2 separate regions of the Homo sapiens genome follow, and region 1 is linked to region 2. The links are chromatin loops, found by intact Hi-C in ENCODE. Cell type or tissue: PC-3. All regions are shown on one strand. Links, peaks and the distances in the headings refer to the core of each region. The heading gives the core; the rest is flanking DNA.

Region 1 (9,118 bases), core at 1-8,000, 330 kb after region 2:
TGCAGCAGGGCACAGCTCTTCACAGCAGGGGCACCAGAGTCAGACTGCCTGAGCCCAAATACAGGCTCCGCCTCATATTAGCTGTCCAGCCTCTATGAGCATCATAATGGCCACCTACCTCATAGAGGTAAGGAGGTACGTCCATGCAAAGCATTTAGCAGTGCCTCCCCCACACAAGGTACGCATTGAATGTTAAATACATACTTACTACTATTATTATAGCAGGCAAAGAGTCAAACTGTTATCAAACGTGGATAATGATTTCACATGCCGCCACAAACACTTGACACCAAATATACCTTTCTTTCGATTCCATCCACCTTAAGCTTCAAACCTGAATCTGTCACACACTAGTCTTATCATATTTCATCTTACTCACCCTTCTGGAATTGATTTTTCCTAGAGATGAGTACAATTCATACCGATTCTACTTAATGGAATCCGGTTGTCTTTTTCAAGAACCGGAATCACTTCCTTCCTAAGATTCCCACCTTGCCAATGGCTTCCCTGCCATCTCTCTGTCTGCTCCTCACCTCTACATGTTCCGGCTTGGAGGGGGTGGTGGGGAAGGGGCAGGGAAAGTGTCTTCTAGTTACCAGACCAAACCCTGGCTATCCTTTCCAGAAAGTCCTTGCATTTCATGTTCTCTGACACCCTCCAGAGGGCAGAAGAAAGAAAGGCCCAAAGGCTGAGGAGGCAAAGCTCTCACATGGGATTCAACTCAGACTCATGCTGGAGCAGTCTTCGTTCCATAGTTCATGGTTTCACCACCCAGAATTAGTCCACAAAGGAGAAAAATTGACAGTCAGATCTGAACTGCCTTTGTATCTCCATTTCACTTTATCATCTGTACTAGCATGTCCCACTTAACATGAGCTGGGGTCGTGAGGCTGAAGCACTCATGGTGGGTATATTTGTGTGTACTTTTCAATCTGCAGCGTGTAACTGTGTCTCTGACCAGAACATCATATAAATTACGTTGACAACATTGTGCAAGTTAAAGAATAAAAACAAAACAGCACACAAAACACTGGGTAAGATGACAGCAAAGTAATCCAAAATAAAGCTCAAACACTTTAGAGTTAGTCATGCTTTCAAAGAGATCATGATAATCATATCCCACCCTGACAAAATTAATAAGTGAAAATAGACAAACCACATATATTATTCCAGAAAGAAGCCAAGAGTTACTTTTTAGTGACATTTAACACATACAATCACTCTCCAGGTTTAGCAAAAGTATTGTGGTCATGGACACTGCTGACCCTTATCACTACTGACAACCAAGCTTCAATGATCCCCACATCACCAATCAATTGTGTGAATTACGTGGAAAAGAAAATCCAGTGACAACAGCTGTTTGAAAGAACTTAAAAGAAGAGTCAAATCAATCAAAAGAGATGATCCCCCACAGACTCATTGTCTCCTCTCAATTCTTTGAATGTGATTGTCATGGTAACGATTCCTTAATCACAGCCTTCAGAATATTCTCTCCCACCCAAGAAATCAAAGAACAGTGAATTCCAAACATCTTCTTAATTAGGTACACTTGTGATGAGACTGGGTGGCACAGACTTCTCATTTACCTCACTTTTATTCAAATACTTATGCTACTATAGAGGTCAGAAACATCGGCATGTGCACCATTAAAAACACATTTTAAATGTTTACCATAAAAGGCAATGATAAATACAACTGAGGTAGCCACTGGCTCATTTTCTTTAACAAAAGAACTGGTAAACTGGCTCTCATTCGGCAAAATAATTTATTGGAAATAAGCAGTACAGATTAAAGATGCCTCATTTTTAATAATTCCAACATAATTAAGATCTACAACATAACCAAATCTTTAACAGTATATTCATTTAATAAACAAGCAAAAACTGGAAGGATATTACCAGTTATAGAAATATAATAAAGTCCAGTTTTGTGTCCTTATATTTAGTACAGAGTATTATCTGGTGATATCCTCTATATACTCTGGAAGATCATTTATTCTACACGTTTCTATATTTATTTTATATGATACAATCATAATATTCCTCACAATTTGCAAAGAGAGGAATTATCCCTATCCAGTTTGGGAAAAGATGGGTTATATTTTTAAAAGTTATCTACCAGATATACTAAAAATTTCAAGTTATGATTAGTCCAGATTTTTCTGCAGATTTTTGCACTTCTTTCAAAAACTAAAGTGCACACATTTACCAAAGTTGGAGTAGTGAGTCATTTTTAACTTTGCATAGGAATATATGCAACTTTGCATAGGAATATATGCAACCCTGTAAAATACTGAGTCTGCTTTCATAGATTTTCAAATTAGTAAATAAAAGGTGTCTTTCCTTCCAGATGTGGCATGACCTAGAAACTAACAAAAGGTCCCACCATGCCCTAAATAAATACCAAGGAGCTCTTTCTGTGAGCCATTTCTGGATGCAAATTTGAATAATTTTTGGTCATAAAGGAAGAATAAGTATATTGGGGAAAAACATAAAGGGACAAATATATTTATTTTTTAACTGGAATATTAAAACCTTAAGAATACTTATGAATAAAAAAGCCATCGAAAATAGAATAGAGGCAAGGAGCAGTGATGCACGCCTGTAATCCCAGCACTTTGGGAGGTCGAGACCAGCCTGGCCAACATGGTGAAGCCCCATCTCTACTGAAAATACAAAAATGAGCCAGACATGGTGGTGCGTGCCTGTAATTCCAGCTACTTGGGAGGCCGAGACACGAGAATCACTTGAATCCAGGAGGCAGAGGTTGCAGTGAGCCGAGATTGCACCACTGTACTCCAACCTGGGCAAAAGAGCAAGACTGTGTCTCAAAAAAAAAAAAATAGAGTACACTACAGTTATCAAGCACAAAGAACAAATTGGAACAAAGGAAAAACACAAGTCAAATGGCAAAATCTAGCAAGAAAAATGGAGCAGCAAATATTTGCTGAAGTCAAAAGGTAAAAACCTTGAAATTCTTGTCCTTTGCCCTAATGTTCAATGGTATTTTTGTTTTGTTTTAAAAATATGAAGACTGATGTCCTCTCAATGACTATTACAGCAGCTCCCAAATAAAACAAATGATAAAATAAAAACTCACTTAATTGACTGATAGGCTTGAATTACTCATTGCCAAGTCTACAACTTTCCCACAACTCCAAGCATTCTTTCCTTAAAAGAAAAACAGCATTTTTTCCCTCTGACATGATGACCATGAGTAGCTTTTGAGGTGACTGTAATTCTGTATTTTTCTATAACTTGCTGTGGGTCACCTCCGCATTATAACTCCTAAATCAAAGCAACAAAAAACAAAGAATTGTACAGATCCATACATGACAATTTTGCCAGATGCATCTAGAGAGCACTGGCCCTCCCAGAAGTCTGAGAGGTACTCCTGAACCAAAGACATTCTAACATTGCTGTCACCCCAGCAACCATCGCCAAACCCTGCCCATTTTTCCTGCAAAAGAGCTTTCATACATTTTCTTCCTTATAATTTCATTTCTAAGGTCCTAATTTGGCCCATTATCACTTCACACCAGACTATTTCATCAGATTTCTTAACTATGGGTATGCCCTCTTCTTCACATAGCTAGCATCAGAATCATCTCTCAAATGTTCCACCTCGGATGTATCACTCCCATTGCCAAAAACCTTTCTCCATTGTAATCTAAAGGCCAAGTTTCTTTGAGTGAAATTCAAGCCTCTGGCTTTGGCTGACTCCCTGCATCTGACGTTCATTGCAGCTAGAGAATGACAGAAGTCTTGGTTCATGCCACTTTCCCCTAAACCAGTGATTCTCAAAATTGGCGGCACCTGGAGAGCCAAAGCAACTAGTGATGCCTGGGTGCCTGCTACGGTTTTCATGTGTCCAAGATTCAGGTGTTGAATCTTAATGGACAATGTGATGGTATTGAGAGGTGGGGCCTCTAAGAGGTGGGGTGATTAAACCGGGAGAGCTCCTCCCTGGTGGATGGGATTAAAGCTTCAACAGAGCCTTTGGCTCTCTTGCCCTTCTGCCTTCCGCCACATGAGGGCAGGGCGTTCCTCCCCTCTGGAGGCTGGAGAACTAAAGTGTCATCTTGGAAGCAGAGAGCAGCCCTTAACAATCGAACCTGTTTGCACCTTGATCTTGGGACTTCCCAGTCTCCAGAACCGTGAGAAATAGATTTCTGTTCTTTATAAGGTATCCAGTCTCAGATATTCTGTTACAGCAGCACAAACAAAGTCAGCGCCCCACCCCCAACAAAGTTCCCCCAGATGAATCTATTGTATGGCAGAGGCTGAGAACCACTGACCCAAATTCCTATAGCCTGTAATTGTCAGACTTTATTGTGCCTCAAAATCTCCTGAGAGAGGACCTTGTTAGGACACAGATGGCGGGGCCCCATCCCCAGCGTTTCTGATTCCCTAGGTCTGGAGTGGGGCCCATGAAAGTTGCATTTCTAACAAGCTCCCAGGTGATAGCTCACTGCAGCCTCCTGGGCCCATGTGATCCTCCCACCTCAGCCTCCTGAGAAACAGGGACTACAAACACACATCACCTCACCAGGCTAATGTTTTGTATTTTTTGTAGAGACAGAGTCTCACCATGTTGCCCAGGCTGGTCTGGAACTCCTGGGCTCAAGCTTCCGTTTTCCAGAATCTCTTCCACATTTATGAATCAATCTACAGAATATCTTAGAGATGATCTCGTTCATTTGCCTTTTTATAAACTGAGACCCAGAGTGGGGAGATGATTTGCCCAGAGTTTCCAATGCTTAGTGGCAGAACTCAGGCTAGGATTCAAAACTCCTGACTCTCTCCCCACACCCTATGCAGTTCAATACTCTTTCCACCACATCCTTCATGTGTCTTTAACAGCTTCTCCAATTAGAATGGGCGTTCTTTGCTTGAAGAGATCGCTAGTACTTTTTTTTTTTTTTTTTTTTTGAGACAGGGTCTCTCTCTGTCGCCCAGGCTGGAGTGGAGTGGCACAATCTCATCTCACTGCCACCTCCATATCCCAGGTTCAAGTGATCCTCCTGCCTCAGCCTCCTGAGTAGCTGGGACCACAGGCAGATGCCACCACACCCAGCTAATGTTTGTATTTTTAGTAGAAACGGGGTTTCACCATATTGTCCATGCTGGTCTCAAACTCCTGACCTCAAGTGATCCGCCTGCCTCGGCCTCCCAAAGTGCTGGGATTACAGGCATGAGCCACCACGCCCGGCCTTGAAGAGATCACTGTTGTTTTAAGGCTCCCCACAGCATCTAGCAAACCTAGCCAAGTGCCTTCTCCTTAGAGTAAGCACTGGATAAATATTTTTTTATTTCATCTTACTAAGTACTCAGCCCCATACTTTTCCTAAATTGGCATTGGCGCTCCATGAACTGTTTCCTTACAATTCAGCAACTGGGCAGCTCTGCTCCCATCAATTAGCCCTGGAGCAAATCCTTCATATCAGCACGCATGTGGCCATTATCTGCTATGGGGATAATCATGAACACATAAGGAAAATTTAGGGGGGTTTTAAAAGTTGCAGGAATAACTAAGTTTGTAAGGTGACAAAATTCAACTTTCAAATTGTATGTCAGAAAACGTTTACAAAATACCCTAAGTCTCATTTAATACCCAACAAACCACTGCAGCAGTAACAATCAGGCAGTCCAAGAATTATAAAGTATGTTGCTCTGGTACTTTGAATACTTAAGCCAATTATTTTCATGCTGAGGCTCTCCTGGTTCCTTAACAGAAAATTCAAAAGTAACTGGATTAAGGATAAAGAGAAGACAGAATGAGGGGAAGACAAAGAGGAGCCAATAGGTGGCAAGAAGCAGGTGGGTGAGCAGCAAGGGGGCAAAAGGATGCTGTCACATGCCTGTCCCACAAGCCGCTGCCACTATACCTCCCCAATCCTTCCAGATACTCACAGTAGTTAGGGAGCATGACTACACTAGGCCTAATGACGAACCCAGCCTGTCTATATCTGGGAAACAAACATATTATGATTGGGTTAGATGGTGACTTTTGCCATTTTTCCAATCAACATGAATTGCAGTAAAGTCACGTCAGCTGCAGGATTTGGTGTCGATTGTGAAGCTGACTGAAAGAAATCCAGTGGCAGTAGCTCACTACTGGCATCAAGTGACCATTTAGCCTGGCCACTGAACTGGAATCCTAGCTTCCATCATGAAATGGGACTTGAGGGAGAGGTTATTTTTATCCTCTTTCTCCCCTTCCTCATCAAAATCTGCTTTTAACAGGTGGTACCACATATATAGTCAATTCAGGCAACCAATGAAATTAAGAAAAATAAAATTCTGTCTAACAATAGATGTAACAATGAGGACACCTAACAGATCTGTACACAAAGAATTATTTCCAATATACAAAATAAAGTTTAATAAGCTAAACAAGCCATGAGTTTGAGACCAGCCTGGACAATATAGCGAGACCCTGCCTCTACGAAACTAAAACATTAGATGGGTGTGGTGATGCACACCTGCAGTCCCAGCTACTCAGGAGGCTGAAGCAGAGGGATTGTTTGCGCCCAGGAGGTCAAGACTGCAGTGAGCCACGATCGTCACTGTTTTCCAGCCTGTGTGACAGAGCAAGACACAGTTTCAAAAAAAACAAACAAACAAACAAAAAAACTAAACAGGCGAACTCTATAATCAACTCTTCCCTTTATTGGTATTTTTCAGATAATCACATGAACTATGAGGTTTTTCACCCCAGGTCTTATCACAGACCTGACAGACAACCACTTCAAGATACACAGTGCTTGAGTGATGGCTCCCATTTGCCTTCTAATCCTTGATGGCTTCTCAGTTTTTTTCTTTCCCTTTGCAGCTGCAATGTCCCTCTTAGACCTGATCCTCCCCTCACCCCCACTACCACGTACCACAGAATGTTCTGTTCTCATAGCCAACTCAGGAAAGCAATGGGTACTTGTAATTGCCCATCATAGTTACCCAGGTCCAATATAAAGAAACTATTTACATTAATGCCTATAAAAACCGAATCTTTTCACACACGTTTACTGTAGAGCTGGCCATACTGAGTAAGTGCATGGAAGTTCTGGCATTGGGCCTATGCTTCTACAAGCCATGCAATAATAGCCTTTGGCCCAAAGCAATCAAACTCTGACCTGGATATTGGCTCAGAGTTGGCATAAGTTCACCAACTGTCACTGTTGCTAATGATACCACAAATGCAAGGGTCAAAAGAGGGCCCACTGGGTTGTAGGGCAGGGAATTTGCCAAATCTGGGACTCCACTGCAAAGATGGCATGATGTTTCAAGGGTGGCAAGCGAAGTCCCAACCCACTGCTCCCACTGACCTATCTACTGACTATTGTGCAACTAGACATAGCATTGGAGGTACTGGGCAGCTCTCCTGGAACCTCATACTTCCCCTTTTCAGGGGCTCGTGCCACAAGTTACATCACTCAAGGAGAAACACATCTCTTATTTCACTCATTCTGAAAAACAAACACTGGAATTTATTTATTTATTTATGTATTTATTTAAGACAGGGTCTCACTCTGTCTCCCAGGTTGGAGTACAGTGGCGTGATCTCGGTTCACCGCAACCTCTGCCTCCCGCGTTTAAGTGATTCTCCCACCTCAACCACCCGAATAGCTGGGAATACAGGCACATGCCACCACACCCGGCTAATTTTTGTATTTTCAGTAGAGACAGGGTTTCATCATGTTGGCCAGGCTGGTCTCAAACTCCTGGCCTTAAGTGATCCACCCACCTCAGCCTCCCAGATTGCTGGGATTACAGGCATGAGCCACTGTACCTGGCCACAAACAGTAGACTTTAATCCACACGGTAATAATAAAAAGCTCCTGATCTAGTCTTTGTATTTCTGAAACCCATACATTTGAAGAGTTTTTTTTTTTAATTAGTAGACTTTTTTTTTTTTTAGCAGTTTTAGGTTTACAGAAAAACTAAGCAGGAAGTACTGAGTTTCTGTATACCTCCTTAGCATCCATCTCCCAGTTTCCCCTATTATTAATATCTTGTATTGATGTGGTACATTTGTCCCAATTGATGGGCCAACGTTAATACATTATAATGAACTAAAGTCTAGGGTTTACATTAGGGTTCATTCATTGCGTTGTGCATTTTATGGGTTTTGACAAATGTTGAATGGGTTCTTTAATATCTTTATGGCCCATTCTGAAAAACAATAAATCACCTTATCTCAGGACAATTTTAATTGCTTTACAATTATCAAAGGAAGTTTCCTAGGAATATTATAATGTAAACTATTCACTTATTTTTAATGATTCGTGGCTTCAAAGACGGTCATAACACAGCCCAGCAAGTATATTCAACTTTGATTATCCAAAAACCATCCTTTCACAACTCTCCAATTTCCAGTACAGCTCGAAACTGGAAAGGAGTGTGAAAAAAGTGTTGGATCACAGGAGAAACAGCCTCCAAGATGCTATCTGACACATTGGAATTAGTCTGCTGCCCTCTCGGTCTGGAGATGTTTATAAAAATGGCTTTCTCATGAGAAATCAGAGCAGTGCAAGAGAAGTGGCATCAGGATACGGGAAAGACATGGAGGAGGAAAATCAGGGAAGGAAGATAGGGCAGAAACAGTAGAAATCGAGAGTGGCAAGAGGAGACGACGCATGCCGAAGTAATAGCAACAGAACAGAGAGCCAGCGAGATATTTTTTGACACTTGGATTTTTCTAGAAGGTGACAAACGAAGGGACAAACTCCATCTCAATGCAGCAGCCTTTAAATTGCTCAATAATTATTAGTTCAATTAAATATATCAATGAGAGTAATAACAGCATATGAAAAGCTTGCTTTGCACCTAAGTGTGTAAAGACAGTACACCTTTCATGCACAGAAAATTCCCTCTGAAGCCTTCAAATCTTTTGTAATCCTCAAGGGATAGGGTTATTAATACATAGTAATTTTATACAGAAACATATATACACACACTAGCTGGAGGGATGGGTGGATGGATGAATGATTAGACAGATAGATACATATAAAACCTTTATTCTCAGTCTTCATTTTTACTTTACAAATAAGTACGAAGCAAAATTCAAATTTTACTTCTCTGGTTCTTGAGGGATTTAACACCTCACTGTAACTACTTGA
Region 2 (11,558 bases), core at 2,077-10,076:
CTTTCACCTTCAATGATGAAGACTTACCTGCTGGACGTTTTGGTAATGCCTAACTTCGTGACTGTGTTTTCATGCTTTGTGGAGTATTACTGTATTATGTTCCATGTTTTAAGTCTTGGGTCAGGGAAGACCCCGAGCAACACTGAGATGTATACAGAATTTATTTTGTATATATCCCAGCTATCCACGCCATTTAGAATTCTCTCCAAAGAAATGAAATTTTCCATAGAAACATTTCTGGAACCACAAAAGTCAGTGTGAAAAAAATTGTGGCTATTAGGGCCTACTTGTAAGGTTAGCCATGACAAGGATAATCTGTTGAAAAAGAGACCACCCTCTCAAAAATCAAAGCAAAGCTGTGAATTTTAAGCCAACTACAACTACGGATGGAAGGAGGCTGATGCCCTACACAGCCATTTAGGGAATTATTTTATATCCCTAACTCACCTAAGGATTGCTGAGAATGGAAAAAAAAAAAGTTCTTTGAGTTCTAGTTTTATGAACTTCCAAAAAGCTGTCTTCACTTTAGTATTCTGGTACTTTTATCAAGTTATATCTGAAAAGTTATTAGAGTTTAGGAGAGTAAAGATGTAATTTTTACTCAGAGTGAGGAAAATAGTAAGATTGTTTTAGGGCTCTGTGACTTGAAAGTAACATTTTGGAATTAAAATGGGTTCCGTTATATTCTGTCAGAAATACTGTTTTTAGAATATAAAGTTACACAGAGTCATTTAAAACTTTATTTCATATTTATTTGTTTTTCCACACGTGTTACAGTGTCCACTTTAAAACAATACTAATACAGTATCACACCCCCCGCCCAACTTTAAGTAAACCAATTTTACAGAAAGTTAAAGTCTAATGTTAATATGTATTACCTTTTGGAGCCACATCATTAGCAAAAGTTCACGACTCCACAAGCCATTTAAAGAAAGCTCAGCATTACCAAAAGCACACTCAAACATTGTTTTTTTTTTTAAATACAAATTTACCTATAGTGCCAAACATGTTTAAATTTGCTCCAAAAATTTTTCTGAAACCACAGGTCTAAATCTGACACGTCTATTGACAAGAGTTTTTTTTTTTAAAACAATAATTATTAACAAGTGAATGATGTTAGCAGGTAGGAGCACAGGATAGAAAATCAGAACTTTCCATCTGATTTCCATGGGCAGAGATTAATTAGGCCATACACTTACAGGACTTAGGCACCCATTGGGTTTAATAAAGTCAAGCAGGAAGATGATCTGATCACAATTGCACACCCAGGGGTTAGGGATTTCATATGGTACTTCTGCATGTTTTTAGAAAGAGGGCACTGCTTACCAGAAAGAAACGAATTTCTGTAAAGGAAGAATTTCAGACACTGTGGCAGGTTTGCAGATTTTTCAACAGAGGTCCTCAAATGACACCATAAACATGACCACTTATTCTGCCTATGAATAAGGCAAGTTCCTAACAATATTTGTGAATGATAACTTAGCCCAGTTATTAATCCATGGCAGTTGTAAGTGTTGACCCAGTAAGGCAAGCACTGTGCCCCAGATCCTTACTCAGTGCTTTATATTCGCTGACTCCAAAACATTTTCATTTCAACTGCACAGATTCAGCTACAATGGAATACAGATTAATGGAAAAGGACAGCCATTCTGTGAAGGTTTATTTTTAAGAAAATAGCCTAAGAGATGCTTTCTCTCTTTTGTGATCCCCTTTTCACATACAAAGTATCTCTAGATTTACACCACACAGTAAACACAAACACAATTTTATGCAAATCACAGTATATGAGGAGTTAGAAGCATCACAGATGTGATTAAACAACAAATGAGATTTTTAAGTTTCATCTTGTTTATTACACCTTCCTTCCCATTTGACTTCCCTTACGATTCACTGGCATATATAAACTTGTCTTTCTGCACTTAGTGGGGCTTCATTTTATTTAGAAAGCCCGATGACATTACTATTTGTACTTTGAAGAAAGTAATGGTTTGTATTTTACTTACTTATAGGGATCCTTCACTCCTAAGATTTCAACACACTTTTCAAACAACAAAAATCTGGACACCATACACCTGCACACAGCTTAGAGTCGGATACACACGCTGGGAGGAGAAGCAGCATTTTTCCTTGAAAAGCTAGAATCTGTCCTCTGCCTGCTTCACACTACACCCAGTGAACGAGGTCACACTAATTTCAGACATCTGTATGCTCCCAGTGCCCGGGACCGTTCCCATCACAGCCAGGGTGGTAAGAGAGGTGTCAGCAACAGGAGGCTCAGGCCGCTCCGCCTTGCAACAGAACAACTGAGCTTTAAAATGCTTCTGGAAGCTTTTGCTCAGCCAGTAGAGAGCAAAGGGGTTTACGCAAGAATTGCTGAAAGCCAAAACCCGAGAGAAAATGGTGAAAATGAAATGCATGGCAGAGGGGTCTACATAGGTTTGAGAAGTGAATGAATGGTAGAGGTACAGGAGGTGATTTGGCAACCAGCAGAGGGCAAACAGAGCCACCAACACCAATACCGTTCTGGCAATTCTCTTTCGGGATTCAATCTATAGGGGGAAGAAACATAGCAAAAAAAAAAAAAAAAAAAAAAAAAACACAAAAAACAACAACAACAAAAAAAACAAAACATTTAGCTGTGAGAGATTTTAAAAAGTTATCCTATAAATTTACATAGAAATTTACAGTTAATTACAGCTGATTTCCCTTTGAACATGCATTTGTATGCTAACTGGCTGGGATGTGCAGGAAGTCAGCCTGTGACTATATAACACAGCAAGTCAATTGGCATGGTAACCTCTGATCTTGGGCTCATTAACTCTAATTCAGAGATACCTTTCCCCCTAATTTCGAGATACTCTAGGATGTCTGCAGTTAACTCGAAGAATGCCGTGGAATTCTCCAAAATTTACTGTAATTAAAAACAAAGAGACGCTATACAAAATTGCTTTCACTGCATCAGCAGAAGCTGACTAGGTCAGAATATTGTTTTGAGGTCTATGAAAGTTGCCAAGCTGGTAACTAAAATTGTTTTTACTCTATAGGAATTCTAACCATATAGTCAAAGAAGTAAATCCAAAATGTGCTGTCCTTTTTATGTGAAGATAATCCTACCTACATCTATTAATAAGAGAAATGAGCCAAGTTAGGTGAATATATAGCCTGTGGTCACAAATAGAGCAAAGGTAACTGGTTCACATGGGTATTAAATATGCAACTTCAGTCTCATGAGCACCATTGTTAAACTAACTGAATGGACTAGCTCTAAAAAAGGCACAGTTCTCTGCGTACCGATCAAGGGGTAAATGGAATCCTCTCTCCCCCTTTCCCAGAGGTTAGAAAAATATTTTTAATCAAATGGAACTATGTTTTGGCAACATTCCTTTTATTCTGTCCATATTTATGAGAGGGAGGGTACACGTGGCTCTTGCAGTGGTCTTAATCAAGCTTCTGTGAGTCACTGTGTTCTCGTGCTACTTGCATTCCACTCTTTCCCCTCACTCCTCCCCACCTCAGTTTGCTCATCTGTGTGTAAGTGGTTTGCATTGAATAGTGTTACGGATTCTTGCCAGTTCTATATGCTATGTATTTTTATTCTGTTACACTTTCTAAAACAAAAGATGCTTTTCTTCATAGTATCATCTTATGCAGTGTTCCCCACTATTCCATGGGGTAAAAAATTTTGACTACTCTCAAACTTCAATTGTCCCCTCTCTAATAGTAGTAGTCTTACCATTTATTGAAATACTTACTCTGCACCTAAGCATTTCATCTATATCATCTAGTAATCATCTTCATTTTACAGATGAGGAAACCGAGGCTCAGAAAGGTTAGGTAACTTGCTCAAGATTACTCAGCTAGTACGTGATAGAACTGGGATTCAAACCGGAGCCTATGCTCATAACAAAAATACTACACTGCTATTGCATTTATAAACAGGAAGATACACAGTTACTCACTGTGCAAAAGTAGGAACTTCACTTCTAAATTCAAACTAGATTTGCATGAGTACTGATTAATACATACCTGCTTACGGGCATGGCTTTGTTCCTCAGTAGGTATGTTCAGGGTGCTTTTGTAAAGGGTCCTAGCAATCAAGGAATAGTAGACAGAGATAATAGAGAGTGGAATAATGTAGAACACTAAGAAGCACAGCAGAGAATGTATTTCTTGCAAGAGCTTCTTAGAGACAGGATAAGAGGTACATGATTCAAATGTCATATTTTTATTGGGATCTCGAAAAGTGTATACATTTGAAAATATAGCCTCAGGTAGAGCAAATATCATAGACACGATCCAGACGCAGCCAGCTTTTACACAAGTCTTCAGGATGGCATTGGAGGGCTGTCGCTCAAGTGGCTTCACAACTGCCTTGTATCTAGAAACACATAATCAGAGGCAAAGGTCCAAATAAATGTCAAAGTTACCAAATTTTAGGGTGAGAAGTGACCTTAGTGGTCATCCAGTTCTACCCTCCGTGCATATGTGTATAACCAAGTCAACATTAACCAACTAGAATTGGCTATGGTTTTAAATGCACATAATACATCCCAATATTTTTATTTATGCTAATCTCCTTTTCCATTATTCACTCCTATGAGATATTCCAGATTTGCAATTTTATAATTTTATGTATAGACTCTCTATTTAGGACAAATAAACATTTATCAGCATGACTTTATGTGTGACTGAGAGTAATTCACCACCTGTGTATTACCTTAAGTGTAATACACTTAAGGTACCTAAAAGACTTCTTTTGTATAAGTGACTGATGTTAAACTGAATTAATTTTCCTTTCTTCATGAGTGAACAGTTATCAACCTTCCTAGAAGAGAATTCCAAGGGTTTATGTGGTAAAGAGGAGAGGATTAATTTCTTCCCCGTTTGTAAGTGTTAATTCGTTGCCCAACCTGATCAGTGGACAGATTTAGGGCGAGGCAAAGTTGCAATCAGAAGTCCTGTGCCGGTACAGAGATACCTCCTCATTCAAACAAATCCACCTTAAAATCTACAGTCATTAAGCCAGTCTGCCCTCAAATAGAATATAAGACCAGTCAAAGCAAAAATCATCAAAAGACACAGGGAAAGGTTTTCCTCCTCTCAGATTCTAGAATCTGAAGAAGTTATTCCTTCTGGTACTGCCAAACATCGATTACTTACAGGAATCTTGCAGGCTTTGTAAAGCATCATTTTTAACATTTGGAGCCTCAAATTTTTTCATGTTTTTACAGTTATTCTACAATAGGAACACAGAAAAACAGAGTACTTGGACTGAAAATATCCTAACACAGAATCTGAACACCCTGACTGCAAGAGGATCTCACACGCTCTCTCCACAGAGCTCTAAAAGTCAACCAAGATTAATTTATTTCTCTGGAAATGATAATGTCACTGAATGCCTACAGAGAAAACAAGTAGAATTACGTGATGACATTACACTAAGTTACCAGGGAGTTGAAAACCTCACCGTTTTTCTGCCATTAGCTAATTTGATGAATTTCAAATAAATTAGATGCCTGTGTCTTTTTACCACTCTTCCAATATACAGTTATACATATGTGGTCAATTTCACACCTATCCTGGTTTTCATGTTGACTATATTGCACCACTAGGCTGCACTAATGTATAAAGCATGAATTTTTTTCCTTTACACCTGGAACAATTTGCTTTACTTAATAAACTGGAGAAAAATAAAAACCCCGTTCAGTATACTTCCGAGCAAACAATAAGAATAAATTATCCATAAAGCATGCAATTTCAACTTCTCCTCCGTGCTAACACAGAAATTTTAACATTCTTACACTAACTTTTATTTTAAATGCCACCAGATTTTCCAATCTCACATCCACGTTACAGAGTGTGAGAAAAGCAGAATAGTAGCCAGTAAATGCTAAGTACAAGCTTTCCTTTCTTTTTGCCCAATTTCACATCCTGGCAAATATAATGGAGAAAAGAAACTCACCTGTCAGCGCTGAGAATTGTTAATGTGAACACTGACACACCAACAGAAGTGAGCCGGATGAAAGAGAGCACCTTACAACCAATTCTTCCGAACAGCCATCCTTCTGCAAGGTAGTGAGTTGCATCCACTGGCACACAAGTTAGCAGAAGTAAAAGATCTCCAAAAGCCAGGCTGGTGATGAAAATATTTGGAACTGTTTGCATGGATTTGGTCTTGAAAAAGACTTTGATGAGAATAGCATTTCCAAGGATGCCCACTGAAATGATCACAGCATAAGTAATATAGATGGCACACAATGCTTCTATTCCTGGAGAGTTGTCCCCGCTCCATCCTTTATTTGTGTTATCGTTAGAAACCACAGAGCTTGATGATTCTGTGTCATTTGTGATTGAAATTAAAGTCTGATTAGGTGAGTGAGGCTGCCTTTGAGCCATTTCTTCTGAAGACTGTGTCTTTAATATTTCTTCTTCTCAGTTCAAATGCAGTTGATTGTCACGTCCAATGCCTACGTCTAGTAACGAGATGGTATTAGGAGAACAGAACAGAACAGAATGGGAAGAAAATCCAAGACATCCAGATACTCCTTTGCTTCAGTTCTGTGTGTCTCCCAGCATGCTTGGCTAAATGCTTACCCATCTGGCACTGAAGAGTAGGAGGTGGAGTTTTATTGGCGTGTCCTGTCATAAGGAGAGGGAGGGGGCTGGGGAAATGCTCTGCAGTTGCTTATTCTTCCCTGTTGGGGAATCTTGGGACCAACTAGACCCTATTAAATCGTCTTATTTATTATTAGAATCACCCTGTTTTCATATCTACCCAGGATGGTCTATATAGGTTTTGTCAATTTTTTTTAAGAAAAAAACCATTTATCCCCCTGCAATCACATGGTAGTCTAGTGCATTTTGTTTTACATGATAAATAAGTGTAGGTGTCCCCTGAAGCACAACCTTGAACCCACTCCTCAAAATTTAATATCAGAGAGATGGTGAAGCAACAGATCATTTACACTTCGACAGGGTTTATGTCACCTCCAAGGAGTGATCATTCAGGTCACTTGGGCTTAATACCTAGCTCTGTCACGTGGTAAACCCCAACTTTGCAGTTATCCAGGCTGTGCTGTACACTATCAAAACAACCTTTTTAATTTTTTTTTTTTTTTTGAGATGGAGTCTCACTCTGTCACCCAGGCTGGAGTGCAGTGGCTCGATCTTGGCTCACTGCAACCTCCACCTCCTGGGTTCAAGCAATTCTCCTGCCTCAGTCTCCCGAGTAGCTGGGATTACAGGCGCCCGCCACCATGCCTGGCTAATTTTTGTATTTTTAGTAGAGACAGGGTTTCACCATGTTGGCCAGGCTGGTCTTGAACTCCTGACCTCAGGCAATCCGCCTGCCTCAGCCTCCCAAAGTGCTGGGATTACAGGCATGAGCCACCACACCCAGCCAAAACAACCTTTTAAGAGATGAAAAATCCAGGCACAGCACCAGTTGCTTTGTCTCTAAATGTCCTAATAAAACCACTTTTTACTGTTTGACTGTCTGTTTTAATGCCATGTTTTCTTTTAAGGGGCTGTTTAGGATTTTTCTCTCTAGAAATGGTTAAAGGGAACCTAACCTGCCTTATTCCAAAACAAAACAATACAGAACATCACTGCTCAAGCTCCTGACACAAAAGAACTTTTAAGAATGAAAATCATCATTTGCAGATGAAGAAATGAAATAGGTGACTCCAGGGATGATGGGCATGTAGATGATGTTTACATCAACTGAAAGAAGTACACATTTAAGGCAACCACCTCAGTACCAGCCAGAGAAGCTACTTTTTACAGAAAACATAACCATGTGCTTTATATGTATGTGTTTGTGGTGGGGGCACTGTTTGGGAGCAGGAAGCTAGCAGTTGGAGTGTAGTTACTAATTGAAGCTGCTAAGAAATATTCTCTGAAATTATCAAATGCAATGCATAATCTCTCAGCTAGAAACCATGTAGTGAGGTGTTCATAAATATAACCATATTAGAAAGTAGTCTGGGGAGCGAAGTGAAAAAGAGCAAAGTATTTGGCTAGCTAATGAACAGGGGGAACAACAAAGGTTGTTCTTTATACTTAGTAGGGGCAATCAGTTCTTCAGAGAAAGTGAAGTGGATGAATTGAATCAATTACCTCCTTAATTTCATGAAGGGTGGAAGACAGATGTGGTTTAAGTCCCCCAAACCACACCTATCCCCCACCCTTTATAAGTTATTGCCACAGCTTGAATCACTCAGCTAAATAACTGCCTTTGATGGGAATGGGGGTGCGGGGGAGTGTTTGCATAAACCCAAGTTCCTAAGCTTTCAGATATATACACTCTAGTAATTTCATACACTGGGCTGGTTCTTTAAGATTGTCTCTACAGAAAAGGGCTCCTTAAAGGGTTCACATCTTGTTCTCAGCAAACTAATGATAAAATCTCCCTGGGACTCCTGTGTATCATTTACCAAGGAGCAAACCATGTCTTCCAATTCACACCACAGCCGATCTCCACATGGCACTGTTTTGTAAGTTCTGTAATGCTTGCATGTGATTTCTGAGATTATCTGAATTCCCAGATCTCACTCATGCTTTCAGCAGGCTGCAGCCACTGGAATACTTTTTCTTCTCCCTCTTCCTTCTGATCAAGAGCGGTCAAGAGAGAGTAGTTGTATTGGAGTAGTACTGGAGCAGTGGGGGTCTTAGATCTCTAGAATTCCAGAATCCCAGAATATCAGAGATGGAAGTGACCCTAGACATGATCAAATCAAATGCTCTCATTTTGCAGAGGCAGAAATGAGGTCCAGAGTAGGGAAAGTATCTCACCCAAGGTCTCACAAGTTCTCAACAGAACTAAGATGAAACACAGATTCTCTTTGGCTTCTGAAAGGTTAAAAATCAGTGACAAGAGCTGAAAAACACTCAGTTCCTGACAATGAGCCATATTTGCTCATTTGGCATTGTAGGCTTAGGTTTTCTGCGTGTTCTATTAACCAAAGAACAAGAGATTTCCAGGCTAACCAGTGATTCATGATAGATAATTTAAATGCATTTGCTTTTGTATCTCTTTTACAACCTTATAATTCACTAGCAAAAGATAACCATGTCTTGTTAATCATTTTTAGCTAGGCACTTGGCCTATACAAAATGATGAAATCCTTTTTTGTTTTTAGTACATAAGTGGTCAATATTATCATCCAAGATTTTCAAAACAACTACTTGGTTTTAGATAAGGAATTGTAATACAATCCTAATGCAGCTTTTTGACTCAGAAAAGTATTAGAAGTTGAATGAATAAGTTACCAATTTTCTGAAGTTGTGTTTTCTGGTTCACAGCCCAATTTAGTTGGTGTTGTAAAAATGTTTTTTTAAGTCTCTAAGGAGCTGGGCATCTAAGGGTGCTGAAGAAGCCTTCTCTACCTCTCAGGTGGTGGGGAGAGGGGTTAGAAAACAGCTGCCAGAGAGAAGCTGCCAATTTGGTTCTAAGATTCTCGGCCATCAGTAAACAGGACAGTGGTTCTCAAATTTTGGCTTGCCCCAGAATCATCAGGAAGGCTTATCAAAACACAGATTGCTGGGTCCCACCTCCAGAGCTTCTGATTTGGTAGGTCTGGCGTGGGACCTGAGTATGTGCATTTTGAACAAGGTCCCAGGTGATGAGGATGCTGCTGGTTGGGACCACACTCGAGAACCACTTAGGATAAAAATAATTCAGTTCTTCCAAGAGGATCATGGGTTTTTTTTTTCCTGATACTGAGGTGCAACAGATATTTCTGTGGGTCTTCATTAATGAAAAAGGTACTCTCTGCTGTGATAGATATGTCAAAAACCTTCCTGGAGCTGGCTGTCCTCCCTATATATCTTAATCCCTGGTAAGCCAGATTCACTGAACTCTTGGGCATCTATGCCCAAATCATCCAGGGTGCTTGGGGTGATCTCTCCAATGGGAGAAAGATGAAGTGCATAAACTTTTTGCCTCTTACTCAATTTCAAAATCTGTTTGTATATTTAAGAACTGAAAATTGAATGACTAGAACTCTCAATCTTTAAGTCTCTAATGATCAAGCTTTCTTCTTTTATACTTTTGCACTAGGAAGTTGGATGGATTTCTTTGTTATAGATTAATTGGGTTAGATCAATTATAGGATAATATAATTCGACATGTGGGTGTGTTTGGAGCTATGTAATAATTATTTCTGTTGTCACAAAGTTCTCTTTCATTACTTCTGGTCCTAAAACCTGATTGGTACAGTTTCATATTCCAAGGGGAGCTTACTGTTCAGAATGGCCTCTGCAGAGACCAGGTAAAATAAATACAACTGTGCCATGGAACAGTTGTACTATTCTACTCTACATGGTAGAGTAGAAAGCCAAGAGGTAGAAGCAAAGAGTAGAAATTCCAATTGAATCTTTGAAATGGAATTTTTTGTTAAAGGCAAATTCTTGTCATGATTAAACTTAATGGCTCTGTAAAAGTGGACAACCATGTAGGCTGTTGGCAGACTTAGGTACCTTTATAGATGCCCTTATCACTGTACTTGTCCATCCACACATGCCTAATGGTGTATGCTATGATCCAGGTGAAATTCTACTATTATAATAGATTGAGACAATTTTGTGATTACATAAAATGTTTAGGCTTCCTGCATATATTGAAGTACAAACTATTAAGTAGATGAATTTTTCTCTTAATGCATTTCTATCTTTCTTCTCAGTAATCTTCCTTTTCCTGGAATTCTCTGCTATATCCTCAACCATGTGTACCATTCCCATATGGCTTACTTTCAGCTTCCTACTTCTTAATCCTGTTCAGGTGCCTCAAATCAATGAAAATTGTACATTTACCATATAGCTCCACAATTTCACTTCTAGGCTTCTACCCAAAATAAATGAAAACATACATCTACACAAAGACTAGTAAGAAAAATGAACATTGAAGCATTTTTTGTAAAATCAAATGAGAAATAACCCAAATGTCTGTCTGTTATGTTAGCAAGTGGGTTAACAAAATGTGGCTTACCCAGGCAATGGAATACTACACAGCAATAAAAAAGGACAATTGATACTTATTACAACATGGACGAATCTTAAACGTATGCAATGAAAGACACCAGATATACTATATGATTCCTTAATATGAAATTGCTAGAAAAGACAAAACCATAAATTATAGACAACTCACAAATAGTTGCCTGGGTCTGAAGGTTGGGGCAGGGATGACTGCTAAGCAGTACAGGGAATATTTAGGAAAGATGGAAGTATTCCAAAACTATGTGGTGTGATGATGATGGATGCATGATTGTATACATTTATTAAAACTCAACCTTTACACTTAGAATAGGTGCATTTATGGTATATAAGTTATGCCTCAATGAAGCTGAAAAATGGGGAGAATAAAAGTAAGCCCAGGGCCAGATGCCATTGAGGGATAGGGATGAGTGGGACATTTTCTAGCAAGTCTCACCTGTGCACAGGATGGAGCCAGCTCTGCCTAATGCTGCCGCTGATCCAGTGGGCATCAGGCCACCCTGCAGTCTCCACAGCCTCTGTCAGGACTAGGGCTCTTGCTCTTGGGAGATACTGAGATGAGT

What was found. Peaks named below come from ENCODE experiments on the same cell type or tissue, not always from the same donor. Only the 100,000 strongest peaks of a DNase experiment are listed, where the experiment ranks them.
Region 1: it touches region 2 in a loop (5-fold over the local background); 14 of 110 quality-filtered maps call a loop at or near these places.

Annotation. Positions count from the first base shown.
Region 1 is chrX:136,157,936-136,167,053 of GRCh38, reverse strand. It overlaps a transcript of FHL1 not described here. Among named protein-coding and RNA genes, the nearest start is that of FHL1, 35 kb to the left of the region's middle. In PC-3, for the core only: CTCF peaks have their summits at 441, 642 (motif pointing right) and 4,019; DNase peaks (open chromatin) are centred at 403 and 4,033; H3K27ac peaks cover 2,827 bases.
Region 2 is chrX:136,482,953-136,494,510 of GRCh38, reverse strand. It overlaps BRS3 (bombesin receptor subtype 3), which reads right to left and starts at 6,564. Exons shown (of 3, transcript NM_001727.2): 1 at 5,963-6,564; 2 at 4,027-4,378; 3 at 731-2,549. The coding sequence starts at 6,396. The coding sequence ends at 2,136. In PC-3, for the core only: a CTCF peak has its summit at 5,614; no DNase peak of the experiment used is centred there; H3K4me3 peaks cover 381 bases.